Linked DNA regions of Homo sapiens: regions 2 and 3 are each linked to region 1. A link is a loop called in an ENCODE intact Hi-C map of the cell type or tissue named here. Cell type or tissue: endothelial cell of umbilical vein. All regions are shown on one strand.

Region 1 (5,000 bases):
TGAACCCAGGAGGCGGAGCTTGCAGTGAGTAGAGATCGCGCCACTGCACTCCAGGCTGGGCGACGGAGCAAGACTCCATCTCAAAAAAAAAATTTTACATCAATAAAAAGGGAAAAGAGGAGGGTTCTATAATGTACAATGTGGAGATTCACAATTCACACTAGCACTTTACAGACTCTGAGAACTCCTGCAGTAACTTACCCATTTAAGTCATATTTCTCAAATGCATTGGATTACAAAAACCTCCTTGTTCTGTGTATATGTATGTGTGCACATACGCCTACACACACTCCTGCACACATTTGCACATATGTTTGCTTAAGTAGTACCTCATATGCCTCATCTTTAAGGCTTAGCAGACCTGTTTTGGGTCAGACTCACAAAAAGAGATAACAAAGTACAGAACAAATAAATCCTTTAAGATCAGTGAGGAACAGGCCGGGTACAGTGGCGGCTCACACCTGTAATCCCAGCACTTTGGGAGGCCGAGGCGGGTGGATCACCTGAAGTCAGAAGTTTGAGACCAGCCTGACCAACATGGCGAAACCCCGTCTCTACCAAAAATACGAAAAAAAAAAAATTGTATTTTCTATCAAAAATACAAAAAAATTAGCCAGGCATGGTGGCACATGTCTGTAATCCCAGCTACTCGGGAAGCTGAGGTAGGAGAATTGCTTGAACCTGGCAGTTGAAGGTTGCAGCGAGTTGAGATTGCTCCACTGCACTCCAGCCTAGGCAACACAGTGAGACTCTGTCTCAAAAAAAAAAAAAAAAAAAAAAATCATTGAGGAAGTAAAAAGGTGTCCACACTAAGAAGCCCTTAAATATCAAGAACAGAGCTGAAGAAAAATAAAAGACAGATACAGAAAGGAAAGGTGGGTGAATATAATTAAAATCAAATTGCAAAGGAACATAGGTAGTAGCATCAGTGAGGTGAAGATCAGGAGATTTATATCCACGTCTTAGGTCAGATTCTCTAGGAAGTGGAATCTGAGATGGTTGTGAGCAGGAAGTTTGGGGAGAATCCTCTAGGGATCTACATCTGCAAGGGGTAAGGAACAAAGGATTGGAAGGAGGAAGAAGTCAAACTGTGATGCAGGTCCTACAAAGACTTCAGCTAATCTCAAGAGAAGCTGTAATACAAGATGGTCCTTCAGAGATATCCATCCAGGTCTTGTCTCTCTGCACCAGTGGGTCATGGGATGCTAGCTGCGTTAAGCATATAACCTTGGTAAGGAGGACAATTTCTGTGAAGAACCATCAGAAGAAAAGACTCCTGGCAGCTGGGTGATCAAATGCCTAAGTACTGAAGTGGGAATGTGGAGACCACATCATAACTTTCATTACACAGGGCCACAATTTTCTGAAAAGTGTCCAACATCCCAAAAACATAATTCTAATAAGACCTCTTCCCACAACCACACATCTAAGAAATGGCACCTTTAAGAAGTCTCCACTCAACAATTCTGAGTGATTTTCTATCCCCATCCATTCTTTGATGCAGTGGGTATTTTCACTTTGTAGAGAAAAGGAAAAAATATTTTCTAGTACAGCATCCTCCCTAGTAGGGCAGCTCAACAAGTTTATATTAACACTACCCCCAAAACTTGTTACAGATCAATTAATCTCAAGTTAAAATGATCATTTCTTGCTAGTATCCTCTGATAGTTCATTAATTGATATCAAATAATGCTACTTGTTGCTTTTAATCTCTGGTTTTTCCATGATGGTCTGCTTACCTTCTACATTGGAATAACTTCAAGGAAAGAGGGCTAATAATTGAAAACAGATATTTGTGGGTCTCTCTCCAGATGGACTAAACCTGACTCAATGAGGAAGAAGCACAGCAACCCATTCTTTATGTTTTGGGATATTTTTATGGATATAAATGTTCAAGAACTACTATTACAAGTTCTCTAATCTTCCCTAGTTTGAGTCAAATCATCTGGGAGTCATGGGCTCACAGCTCTTCACATTAGCCTCAGTAGCTCTTTTTTTATTTAATTGCACTTTGGTGAGATGCCAGCAGCCAATACTGAGGTGTATTATATAAACTTCACTGAATAACTTGTGTCTGTGTTTACTGTTGAGATTATGTGTATGACAATATATGGTATCCTGTCTGTAAAGACTTGGGAGAAAATTCTGATCTCATAATCAGATAGAATTGTTCATCTCTTCAGCAACTAGATAGATTTAACACTATAAGTAGTGTGACTCACTCACCTCTAGTGTTTCCTTCTTCTCATTGGCTAGCAGAAACTTACAAGTTTTTGGCATACCTCTAGAAAATATGCGTGACTTCATTGTGTGATTTTTGTGTCCTGACTCACTTTTACTTTCACTGAAATTTCCTGAGTCTTTTTTTAAATCATTTATTTGCTATTTCATATGTATTTTATTAAATGATTTTTTAAATCCCTTCTGGAACAAGCCTGGGTATAAATAGTCAACTGTATTCTAATTATTAACACGTACCAGACATTCAACAAGTTCAGTCCATCAGTGAAATACCTTAAAAGCAAAGACGTAGCCCCCGCCAGTGTATTATAGATGCTTTTGCAGGGAACTGTGTGAAGAAATTCTAGCAATGTTGTAAGCAATTAATTGGATAGGATTTCAACTTTTGACACCAATAACCGGTCTAACAACATTCTGTGACTTGGCATATCAGTGAACATAGGAGAAAATAATAGGGCTTGTGCATTTCCAAAGAACTATTGAGGAAGGAATTCAGAAAATATCCCACAATTTTAATTATCCTTTCTTTTCATTAATCTTCCTCGCTTATGCATGCATAAGCATACAAATAATATAAAAATTATAGAACCCCCGGATTTCATTTAAATCTTTCTGGCCCTTCGGACATTTACACAGTGCAAATTCCCTCTTTTCACCCAGTCATGCATTATACTTTGCTATAGGATGAGGAAATTCTTAATAAATGTCATCATGATTTAGTTCACTTTGGGCAAGTAAGGTTAAATTTAAAATATTTAGAAGTTTGAAGTTATTACATTACAGATGAGTTTGTATTTCTTACTATTTATTAACTGTAAGAGTATACTAGAATAAGTGTTAGATGTTGCCTATGACTATATAAAGTATCTGAGTCAACCAGAAATGAGCTCACACTTCTAATAACTTAGGCATGAATGAGTGAATCATAAAAAAGCCCCCCGTTCCTTTTATTGAAATAATCCTGGGAAAGATGGAAACAGCACAGGCCTCTGCTTCTGATAACAGATATGGGAAGGAAATATGGTACAGCCCTGGAAAATCTTTGGGCTGTTAGAATTAGCTTTCTTTTTTTTTAAACTTATTTTTTATTATTATTATTATCATTATACTTCAAGTTCTAGGGTACATGTGCACAACGTGCAGTTTTGTTACATATGTATACATGTGCCATGTTGGTGTGCTGCACCCATTAACTTGTCATTTACATTAGTTATATCTCCTAATGCTATCCCTCCTCCCTACCCCCACCCCACGACAGGCCCCACTGTGTGATGTTCCCTGCCCTGTGTCCAACTGTTCTCATTGTTCAATTCCCACCTATGAGTGAGAACATGCGGTGTTTGGTTTTTTGTCCTTGCGATAGTTTGCTCAGAATGATGGTTTCCAGCTTCATCCATGTCCCTACAAAGGACATGAACTCATCCTTTTTTATGGCTGCATAGTATTCCATGGTGTATATGTGCCACATTTTCTTAATCCAGTATATCACTGATGGACATTTGGGTTGGTTCCAAGTCTTTGCTATTGTGAATAGTGCCACAATAAACATACGTGTGCATGTGTCTTTATAGCAGCATGATTTATAATCCTTTGGGTATAGACCAATGGAACAGAACAGAGCCCTCAGAAATAATACCACACATCTGCAACCAACTGATCTTTGACAAAACTGACAAAAACAAGAAATGAGGAAAGAATTCCCTATTTAATAAATGGTGCTGGGAAAACTGGCTAGCCATAGGTAGAAAGCTGAAACTGGATCCCTTCCTTACACCTTATACAAAAATTAATTCAAGTTGGATTAAAGACTTAAATGTTAGACCTAAAACCATAAAAACCCTAGAAGAAAACCCAGGCAATACCATTCAGGACATAGGCATGGGCAAGGACTTCATGACTAAAACACCAGAAGCAATGGCAACAAAAGCCATCATTGACAAATGGGATCTAATTAAACTAAAGAGCTTCTGCACAGCAAAAGAAACTACCATCAGAGTGAACAGGCAACCTACAGAATGGGAGAAAATTTTTGCATTCTACCCATCTGACAAAGGGCTAATATCCAGAATCTACAAAGACCTTAAACAAATTTACAAGAAAAAATCAACCCCACCAAGAAGTGGGTGAAGGATATGAAAAAACACTTCTCAAAAGAAGACATTTATGCAGCCAATAGACACATGAAAAAATGCTCATCATCACTGGCCATCAGAGAAATGCAAATCAAAACCACAATGAGATACCATCTCATACCAGTTAGAATTAGCTTTCTATAGAGACAGCTGGTAACACATAGCACATTAGTTAAGCAGGCTCTGGCATTAGATTGTTAGGGGTTAAACTCTAGCCCTAATGTTTATTAAGTGGTCAGTACTGGGATATTTGACTTAGTCTTTCTGTGCCTCAGTCTCTTTCTATAAAGTAAGAATAGTAATACTACCTATCTCACAGAATTGTTTTGAGGATTAAATAGGTTGATCTATAAAGAGCCCTTGGACCTAGAAAATAATAAAATTTTAATAAATATTGAATGTTAAACCCCTCTCTGGTTGATGTCCTGAGACACAGATTTACCTGTATTCCTTATTGGGAGATTTGATATGCAGTTCAGACCAAGAATAGCCATTATTACCATAATTGCTACTAGCTCCATCCATAATGGAAGATCCCATTACATAGTAGCCAACTTCAGAATGAGCAAGCCTTGTATGCTTTGCTGAGGAAGTGGAACTTTATCCTCGAGACAAACAAGAGTCACT
Region 2 (5,000 bases), 120 kb after region 1:
GAAATGTAGGCAAGGTGGTGGCAAGCCCATGGCCTAGGCTGTGGGAACTCATAGAACAACTATAGTGATGATCGCTGCCTTGGATTGCAGCCTACTCTGAATGTGTGCACCTGTGCTAACTACTTTCAGGTGTGTTGTCTTGTTTCATAGACTCATTACATTTTTATGATGAAGTGAAACCCGTGAATTGGCTCCTCCAGACTTCTCATTTTAATGACAAAAAAGTGGGTCTCCAGAGAGGAGCTGGGATTTTCCAAGATCTCATAGTTTGTTCCTCACTTTTTGTCCGTAGGAGAATCATAGAAGAACCAGATAATCTTGTCTCTTATAGAAGGAATACCCTTACCCTTCCACATTCCCGTGGTGGTGGTGTGTTTGCTTTTTTATCAGTCTTAACCCATGGGAGGCTGCACAACTTACATAAGAGGCTACCTGTTCTGTTTGCCAAACGGCAGCCCAGACCCATCACTGAGCATGTCCTTGGCAAGAGGCACAACCTCAGGCTGACACTGTTTCCATGTCCGTGAGAAATGATGTGTATAAACGATGGCCAGTAAGATGCTCATCTGTTGGGAAGACAACAGAGGGCAGGGCTGAGAGCATGGCTTCCCTGCTGATTGCCTGTGTTCAGATCCCAGCTCAGCCGTGTGTAAGCTCTTGGTTCTTGGGGTAACTACTTGTTTACCTCTCTGAAAAATGGGAGTAGAAATAATGAATACTTTTAATAGGATTATTTTGAGGATAAATGTATTTATTTATGTAGAGAACTTGGCACGGCACCTGGCACAGAGTGAGCACTTAATGAATTTTGACTGTAAATAGTTATTACTGTTCCACTAGATTCAAATTTCTTATCTTTGCCTTTAGCTGGATGAGTGAGGAGATTTGTACCAACGTCATGTATTCTCCTCTTCCCTGCAAATTCCTCCACCTGAGTCCTATTGAGGTGCTCCCCATTATAAGGAGTCCTGTGAATCAAAGTGGTATGTTTACTGTAAAGAATGTGGAGGATGCTGTTCACTGCATTGTATTGTTATCTTCATGAGGAAGCCAGGAGACATTTATTTTGGCTCTCTGTTTTAGAAAGGTGTTCTCCTCATGACGACCTGTTTGCCTCTGATCTTAAGGACACTTTGAAGCATACCGAGCAGGGGTCTGCAAACTTCTTTGATAACAGGCAAGATAGTAAATATTTTCAGCTTTGCAGGGCAGAGTCTCTGTCACAGCTACTCAACTCTTCTGTGGTAGCAGCCACAGACAGTGTGTAAGTGATTGGACGTGGCTGTGTTCCAGTACAACTTCATTTACAAAAACAGGGCTCAGGCCAACCCCTGATAGAGATATTCATGGTTTTTGTGTTTCTCTCTCAAATGCTAACTACCAGAAAAGCTTAGAGTCAAATCTGAATCATGCTTCTAGCAAATATGTACCTACACATTTAGCATACTAATATCACTCTTGCTTACCAGTTTTTACCCTGTTTTCTCACATTTATATTCCATTTGTCATAATTATAGCTCCTGTCTTGACTGTATCTTCTTTCACTGTGTTTTTTGTTGTTGTCGTTGTTGTTGTTTTTGGGAATGGGATAGGACTGTAAGTAAATAAATCAATTATATCTTGCTAGCTTAGAAACCAGGACTTGAGTAACCACTTCTGACTCAAAGTTCAATCTATGTGGTTAAATAGGGAAGCAGACCATAAGATGTATGCCCAGTGGTGCACGTTGCTGACTCGCAAGCTATGTGCAGGCTTTAGCATTTAGTGTGGTGATGTGTGCCCTCTAACCTGAGATGTTGAGAGAGGGGCAGAGAAGAAGACTTCTTGTAGCCACAAAGTTTCATTCCTTCCTCTCTCATTGTTGTAGCATTTCTTTTAAGTGAAAACAGCCTTTTTGGTTTGCTAGCCTATCTCTGGCAGGAAGACAAATTATTTTTTTACAGTATCAGACACGCGGTTTCCTGTCTATGTTTAACTTGCTAGCAGAACATCTCAGCCAGCTGGTTCCCTCTGGACCCATTGTGTCCTTAATGTCGTTGCTTTACACCATCCAGCAAACCCACTCTGTGTACTGATCGCATGCATTGAGCATTTTGTTGACTTCCGTTGTTTTCCGAGTAAGGGAAGTCTTAGAAATGCTGCCCTCTTTCTCCCAAATCTCATTTTATGTTTGTTCAGCTCCAACACCAGGGAGCTGGCTTCTTGGGGAAATGATTAGTTCTTGCATGTAAGAAATGAAAAGAGTAAATGGTGTTTTGGTAGCTCTGGGGGATTTTAGGTATGCTGCCTTGGAACTGTGCACTCACGCCTCAAAATAGCTGGCTTTCCAGCTGTGCATTTTTGTTTCAAAAGAAACAAACCAGATTTACTTTCTGGTCTAAATGCAGAAGAAAAAATAAGTGTGGAAATATGGTTGAGAAAAGTTGTTAGAAGAGGAAGAAAATTATGGATTAAAGTTGCTAGTCTCATTCCTGAGAAGAGAAATCAGTTATTTGAGGTGATGACTCAGAGCTGAAGCAGCTTTTTGTTGTGAACCAGCCTTGGTTAGAAAGCACACTTGGAATTCATCAATATGGCCCTATGTCTGGCCAAGGAAATAATAAAGATTTTGCATGATAGAGGACACTGTGACTCAGTTGAAGGAAGCTTAGAATGTATTTGAACTGAATTAAGGCAAAAGCAACTCGCTTTTCAAGATTTTTTTTTTTCCTAAGTAGCAAAGTAAACAAAGCTGCACTGAGGCCAGATGTGCTTTCTGGTTGTGAATATTTGTACTCTAGAACCTCATTCTGGTATGAATCAGCAGAGTGGAATCTAGTATGGACACAGGCTGTCTCAAATTCCATCCACTGGATATGAGTGGCCAAGAAAGCAGTCGGACCCATACTGCTGGTGCTGTAGCAAGGTTCGGGTGGTTCCTCTGCAGCCTCAGGTCTCTCCCACTGCGGCCTCCATGTGTTCCATAAACTCCACACCCATGAGTAATGGCAAGAAGGGTCCACTGAGACCTTTTGCTGCTTTGCGAGTGTCTCAGTGTCCCACCAGGGGAAAAAAAAGGCTCAGGGAGGTGGCTAACCACTGTGAAATTGACTTTTATTTCCACCCACGTATACTCCAGAGGCTGTATTCACCACCATTTGGACATCTGGATGACTTGCCTTTGGAAAGTCCTTTTGTATTCTAAATCGCTCCTGCATGTTACCTGTTGTGGAAAATATCAATTTTGCCATTACAAATTATGCTTTTTTTTAAAAACATGTTAACTTTTAGAGAAATAATTTATATTTGCTTATCTACTTTTAAAAATATACATATATATGCCTTTTGTTGCCTAATTAGAGGATATAGTTGGTTCCAATGTCAAGAACAATTTCTCTGAAATGTAGTCATTAAAATTATTCCCATGTCTTTCATTTTCCAGGCCCCATCCTATTCGAAATACCTGTTTCTTCCACCAGGCTGATGTAGTTATGCTTAGGCTTGGCTGCACATTGGAAACACCTGAGTAGCTTTAAAAACTACTCATTAACTGGGTCTTACTCCTGCAGTTTCTGACTTAATTGGTCTGGGGCCTGGTATCAGGAATTATTTTTTAATTCTTCAAGATATTTTAATATGCAGCCCACATTGGGAACCACTGGACTCAAGACAGTTTGTTCTGCCAAATCTTTTTATATTTTTCGTCACGTTCCCCCTGTAGCCTGGAAAGGGACGGTAACAATTAAAGAATGGCAGCTACCACAGGAAGGAGCCAAAATTATGCCTTCGAAGGTTAGAGGAGGAGAAAAACCAACACCTGTTTTACCCCATCCTTGGAGGAATAGCAAGACACTTTAAGAGGGGATATTATTTTGTTTTCTACAACAATTTACAAGCAATTGCTTTGGAACAAGGTCAACGGCCTCATTGGGAATAGGCATCTTAGCTTTTAAAACTGATTAAATTATACGTTAAAGGAAAGCACATTTTAAACCTTAATGTGTCCAAAAGGTTGGATGGCAAGGTTTGGGTGCTACTGCCTTGGCAGAGACAAGGCAGGGACCAGGGAGGCTGTGTGCATGATTTTAGGAGGTGAGAAACTCAGGTGGGAAGGAATTGCAGAAGCCTGTGGTTCACCTGGAAAGCCAGGGAGAGAGAGAGGATGTATTCTGGTGACCTAACAGGTATTGTGAATAATGAATATGCTTTTCCAAAGCGATCTGGTCTCCCTGTTGGAGAGCATCCTGAAATAACTTAAGAAATGTACCTTGCTTTCAGGTTTCCTGAGAACATGAGGGCCCCTAGACAGAGTACAAGGTGTAATTCAGACAGCCAGCCAGAAAAAGAATTAAAGAATCAGGGCAGGTGTGGGGATCCTAACAAAACCTAAGCTTTTAGTAGTCAGAAAACTGCAATAACACAGAAAAGAAAATGAAAAAAAATCTTGTTCCAAAGAACATATATCAGGTGTGAAACTCTCTTTGTGGGAGGACAGATGTGTCATCATTTCCTGGACAAAGCCTGGTACCTTGTAGGCACCCTCCTAATGTTGGTTGCCCTCCTTTTAAAGTCAGAGCAAGAGAAGTAGCAGGAATCTATATCCTAAGGAGGAACATAAAGGGTGAAAAGCACAGTGGAAGGGATGCCTAAAAGAGCAAAGGCTGAATCAGGGTTTTAATGGCCTGAAATGACCAATTTTCTAAAACTTGACAGGTAGATGTAAAATCAGACATATAGGTTCAAACAATCGATTGCAAAGGAGCACTTGTCAAAACACTGGCTGGGAATCTGCTCATGTGATGAAGACCCCAGGGTTTAGAGGTGAGTTAAGGTCATTTTGAAATCAGGATGATCTGGCTGAAAGAATCAAAACAAAACAGAAAGAACAAACCATCAGGAGCCTTAAACTCCACTTGGTGGAAGAGGAGGTGAGAGTCCTGCTGTAATCTTTGCTACACAAGTTATATTCCAAGTATTATATCTGTGTCTATCAAAACACATGATGAAGAATCTTAAATAGC
Region 3 (5,000 bases), 250 kb before region 1:
AGCATCATTGCAGCAAAAGCTGACTCATACCCTCTTTCCTTAAGGCCATCTCTCCTTCTACCCCAGTCTCACGATTTGAAACTTTTTGAGGCCTGGGGCACTGTTTTGGGCTTCACTGCCTCTATAGGACCAGACACACTGCCAGAATAGAGCAGATACTCAGAAAATGTATGTCCAATGACTTCAATGGGATCATAATTTCTCAGTCTTACTCAAGGCTTTTATACCCATTGTGTTCTACAAAACAGCCTTCCATCCCTTCCAAATTTTTCTGCATCCTATAATTGAATGAGTTGGTGTTTTCATGAATTTTTTTACTCCAGCTACAACAACTAAAGAAGTGATGACTCAAAGCTGAATTTACACCATAGATGTGTCCTGTTCAAATATCCAGTCAATGTTGCAGCTTAGCTCTTATGACATTGATTAACATACTCCATTTCCAAAAGGCACAGTGCATACCCTGTGGATACAGGGTAACCATGCCTCTGTCATGACAGCATTTTCACTGTAACATCAGTTAGATCAGAAGTACTGGGTGCTCGTTTGCAGCCCTATTTGCAGCTTTCTACAGTGGCACAGATTCCTGTGACTGTTTTAAATTACTGGAAAAGTCAATATTGGAAAATTTTTCTTAGTATGATTTGTATATGCTATGGTTTGACTGCATTCCCTCTCAATTTCATGTTGAAACTTAATCACCAATGTGATAGTATTAAGAGGTGAAACCTTTAGAAGGTGATTAAGTCATGGCGGTTCTGCCCTCTTGAAAGGTATTAATGCCCTATAAAAGAAGCTTCTCCCAAAATGTATCCCTTTTTTAGCCCTTCCACCTTCCACCATGTGTGGATGCAGCAACAGAGTGCCATCTTGAAGCAGAGACTAGCACTCACCAAACAGCAAACCTGCTAGTGACTCGATCTCAGACTTCTCAGCCTCCATAACTGTGAGAAATAGATTTCTGTTGTTTATAAATTACTCAGTCTCAGGTATTTTGTTATAGAAGCATGAAGAAACTAAGACTGTACATATAATTCTTTTATTTTATAAATCTCTTTTGTCAATATCCCACATTATAATGGTGCCGGAGAAGAAAATGCTGGAGGATAGCTAACTTACTGACTATATACTACATTCCAGCCATTGCTATGTGTTGTCTATTCATAGCCTCATTTAACTCTCCCAATAGTCTATTACATATATATTATATAATCCTGATTTACAGATGAGGGAAACTAATGATTAAGGCAATTAAATAATTTGTCTAAAAACTCATGGCTGGATGTCGGAAGGTTAGAATTCGAGCCCAGAAAAAGCTGACTTCTGAGCCTAAGCTTCTAAAGCACTATGGCAATTAAAAAAAAAAAAAAAAGGTTCTTTCAAAAATACATAAATAAAATGCTATGTTCTAAAAGCATCTAAATAATGATGATTACAGTTGCTGTTAATAAGATTAAATAAATGGACAGGTCATTTCAATCTGCAAAGCAAGATGAAATTTTGGCTTGCGGTAAGTGCATAATTTTAATTACAGGTTTACATGTGAAAAAAATAACTATCCACAAACAGTAACAACTTGAAAAACAGATTCCAAGGAAAATATTGAGAAGTGTTTGTTGAGGAATTTGCAAAACCAAACTTGTTAGTTGTGATAGAAAAACATGAGCGAGTGTGTGTGTTGTGGGGCGATGGAACTGGTGAAGAGAAGGTGGGGTGGGGAAAGGGATAGAGAGAGGGGAGAGGAAGAGACAAAGGAGAAAGAGAAAAGACTAAAAGACTAAAAGACTAAATTCTAGTTCTTTTCTTTTGAAAATCCCCACTTCCCCAAACTTCCACTCTAATTGCCAGCATGAATGAATTCTTTTCACAGGTGTTGGTGTTACAATAGGACACCACTGATTTTTTTTAAAAAAAGCTAAATTGGAAAGTGACTGCATGCCTCAGAGAGTGAAATTAGAACAGACCTTTCCCCTTTCTAGGAGGCACTACATTTTCCATGTGGCAACATTTCATTTGGCTCCTTTGAAAGATCCAGCCAGAACTCTGTAGGCTTTAAAAGCAAGATGGAAAGACTGGTGTTTCTTAAACTTCACTAGACCTTATTTTTTAAAATTATGGTGTTAAAACAGAGGGGAAGGCAATATAAGTAGAATTCAGCTCTTTTAGCTAAGGAATTTATCTCAAATGCAATTTCAGATTTCATTCTTATCCTGAAAATTATTTTCTTCTCTAGAAGCTCTTTTGTTAGCATAAGCTCTTTTCCTAAGACTTATCACTAATGCTGGTTTACTCCTACTTTTCAACTGATTTGTTACTGATGTTTCTCACACCCAGGAAGCAGCTACCCCAAAATAAGGGAATTAATGGCTGAGACCAGACAATACAATAAATGGCCACTCCCTGGTAGGGAAAGACTTTGGAGGTGGGTAGAAATGTTTTAACTTTATGCTGCAGCTTCCTGGGTGTGACACTGAACTTTAGTCACTGTAGTGAGATATGAGGTAATACATTTAAAGTACTGTCAATGCTCGATTACTGGGAGTAAATACTCTGCAGTGGAAGGATATGGTCTCTGGAGAAAGTCACACTGCCACTTCCTGCATTTATTAACCATGTGTTTTTGGGCAGATTACTTAACTTCTCTGACCTTCAGTTTCCTCAGCTACCAAATTTGGAAATCATATTGACTTCTAATGGTAATCATAATTTGAATGAAGAAATGTATGTCAGGTTTCAGGTCAATACTTTTCCCCTTATTTCTTGCCCTTTCTTCTTCAGTTGTAAAATAATTTGGTTGTCAATATTTTCTCTAAGGCTTCTTTCAACTTTATGTTATGCTGTAGTTAATTTCTATTGTCAGAAATATTTCTTATGCTCAGTTTGCTTCCCTGGTTGAGTTTCCTATGAAATTTTCATGGACCATCAGAGAATAGCGGCAAACAGGAAATACACAGTGGAGGAAATAGCATGGTGTGGTTTTAGGTGTACAACTGACCACTGCTGCTTTTGGTTTGAATTCAGGAAAGCTAGGCTGCCACCACTGGAACAGAAACTTCTTCTTCTTCTTTTTTTGATAGTGAATCATAAATTATATTTCAAAATGTAAACATCACTAAACATGCATACATGTTAAAACAATAAAATTTACAGTTTCATTCATTTTTTTTCTTTTTACATAGAACATCATTACAATATGGAATCTATGCCATACAAAATACAAAGTTTTATCCAAGCAAGACAAGGCCAGACTGGGAATTGTACAACTGCAATATTTCAGTGTAGGGATCCAGGAAAAATGAAACATGACCTTCGGAAGCATGGTGGGTGCTAGTTAAAAAATAAATAAATAAATAAATAAAGTTCCTACAGGAAAGAAAAACGAGCTCCAGGGAAATGATCTCGGACTCTTGGATTCTGCCTTCGGCTTTGGCTTCCAGAGAAGCTCCACCAATGGCTTCGGATGGGAAGGGGGTACCTGTGCGGGTCTGGGGCAGCTGGGACCCCAAAGCATGCATTCCAGCACATGCAAACAAGGAATTCCCAGTCACCAAGGAGCCACAGCAAGCCTCGAACCCGACAATGACAATGCATAGTTGCTCAGTAGAGAGACTCCCGCCTGCTGAGGCTGACCAGCTGCAGCGGCCCCAGCACTTGGCACCAGGGGCCTCCCCAGGGTGAGGCCAGGGAGCAGACTCTCCCTCAAACACACCCAGAGGCAGGCACCTGGACCTGGCACGGACGCTGGGGCTGATGAGCCCACGTGATGTCCGAGCCACCTGGGAAGTAGCCCCTTGCTCCTTTCAGAGGGCAGCCAGGTACAGTGGCTCCTGTGCTGAGTGCGTGGCCGCACAGGCATTGGGTTCACACATCCGCTTTCCAAATAAGCACTCCCAGTGGCCTGTCAACGGGCCCTCTAGGAAGAGGCCAGGGAGAACAGGACCCTGAGTCCTGGGAAAAAGCCTTTCCAGCGCCCCACCCCCATGACTTCCTCCCTCCCTCCCATGACCCCCCTTAGGTGACGCTATTTCTCTCCCAACCTGTTTATTTTAAAATAAAAGTGGTAAAGTTTTGAAGCTGTGCGAGAAAGGGAGAAGCAGGGCAGGGCCAGGTGGCCACACTGCAAGTCTGAAATCTTGATAGGGGGTCAATTGAAACCAAGTATAGACCCTCTTGCCTCGTGGACACAGGGCTCCCGTCTCCTGCCAAATTCAAGTCTTCTGACTAATTAGGGACAGGACAGCAGGCAGGAGGAGGCGCCTCACCCTAAAGGGTGCTCAGGCCTGTATCAATAGTAAGCTGGACTGTGAATCCACGTTCTGGTACCAAGTTCTCTGGAACGGGTCTCAAACAAGCCTTCGAAGCCTCAAAATCAGGTAAATTAGTCATAGGACCTGGTTCTCCCTGAAGTAATCCTGGTTTCAAAAACCATCAGCCCACATCTCAGATTTTAGCTTTGGAAAATATGGTGACCAGAATTGCATATGGAAACGGACAGCAAAAGATGTGGATAACCTACAAAGCGTTTCTTACTGGCTGCGATGTGACCAACACATCACACCCTTTAAACTAACTTCTAGCACTGTCTTTGACTAAATGACCTTTTTAAATGGAAAAAAATAAAAAATCAGTGACACCTGCCAGATGTCAAAATAGGTAGCCTTGTAAACACAGCCACAACCAGCAGCGGAGAAACAAGTCCATGCTACTGCTCAGATCACCTCTTCCTTAGAACAGACACTTCAAACATCACTCTGCAAGCTCTAGCTGAACAAATGTTTCTCAAAAACACCAGCTGAAAGGGTGGTGGAAAGCATTGAGGGACACAGAAAAAAGAAAAGACACTAGGGTGGTAAAGAAAGAAAGAGATCACTTGAATTCTTTTTGTTTTCACTGTTAGGCACTTTATCAACTATATTGTGTGCATTACATTGTGTAATTCTTTCAATAATGCTGGAGAGAAACACTTTAACACCATTTTACAGATGAGAAAAAATGAGGTT

What was found. Hi-C counts contacts between places; a loop is a spot of excess contacts. Peaks named below come from ENCODE experiments on the same cell type or tissue, not always from the same donor. Only the 100,000 strongest peaks of a DNase experiment are listed, where the experiment ranks them.
Region 2: a loop joins it to region 1, with 6 times the contacts of the local background. A loop is called at or near these places in 5 of 110 quality-filtered maps.
Region 3: a loop joins it to region 1, with 7 times the contacts of the local background. A loop is called at or near these places in 2 of 110 quality-filtered maps.

What each region holds. Positions count from the first base shown.
Region 1 is chr3:30,536,824-30,541,823 of GRCh38, forward strand. No RefSeq gene overlaps it. Among named protein-coding and RNA genes, the nearest start is that of LINC01985, 20 kb to the left of the region's middle. In endothelial cell of umbilical vein, no CTCF peak of the experiment used is centred here; DNase peaks (open chromatin) are centred at 2,098 and 3,178; H3K27ac peaks cover 2,857 bases.
Region 2 is chr3:30,656,840-30,661,839 of GRCh38, forward strand. All of the region lies in intron 3 of TGFBR2 (transforming growth factor beta receptor 2), which reads left to right. Among named protein-coding and RNA genes, the nearest start is that of TGFBR2, 53 kb to the left of the region's middle. In endothelial cell of umbilical vein, no CTCF peak of the experiment used is centred here; DNase peaks (open chromatin) are centred at 1,972 and 2,642; H3K27ac peaks cover 5,000 bases.
Region 3 is chr3:30,286,966-30,291,965 of GRCh38, forward strand. No RefSeq gene overlaps it. Among named protein-coding and RNA genes, the nearest start is that of LINC01985, 230 kb to the right of the region's middle. In endothelial cell of umbilical vein, no CTCF peak of the experiment used is centred here; DNase peaks (open chromatin) are centred at 96 and 2,596; H3K27ac peaks cover 4,133 bases.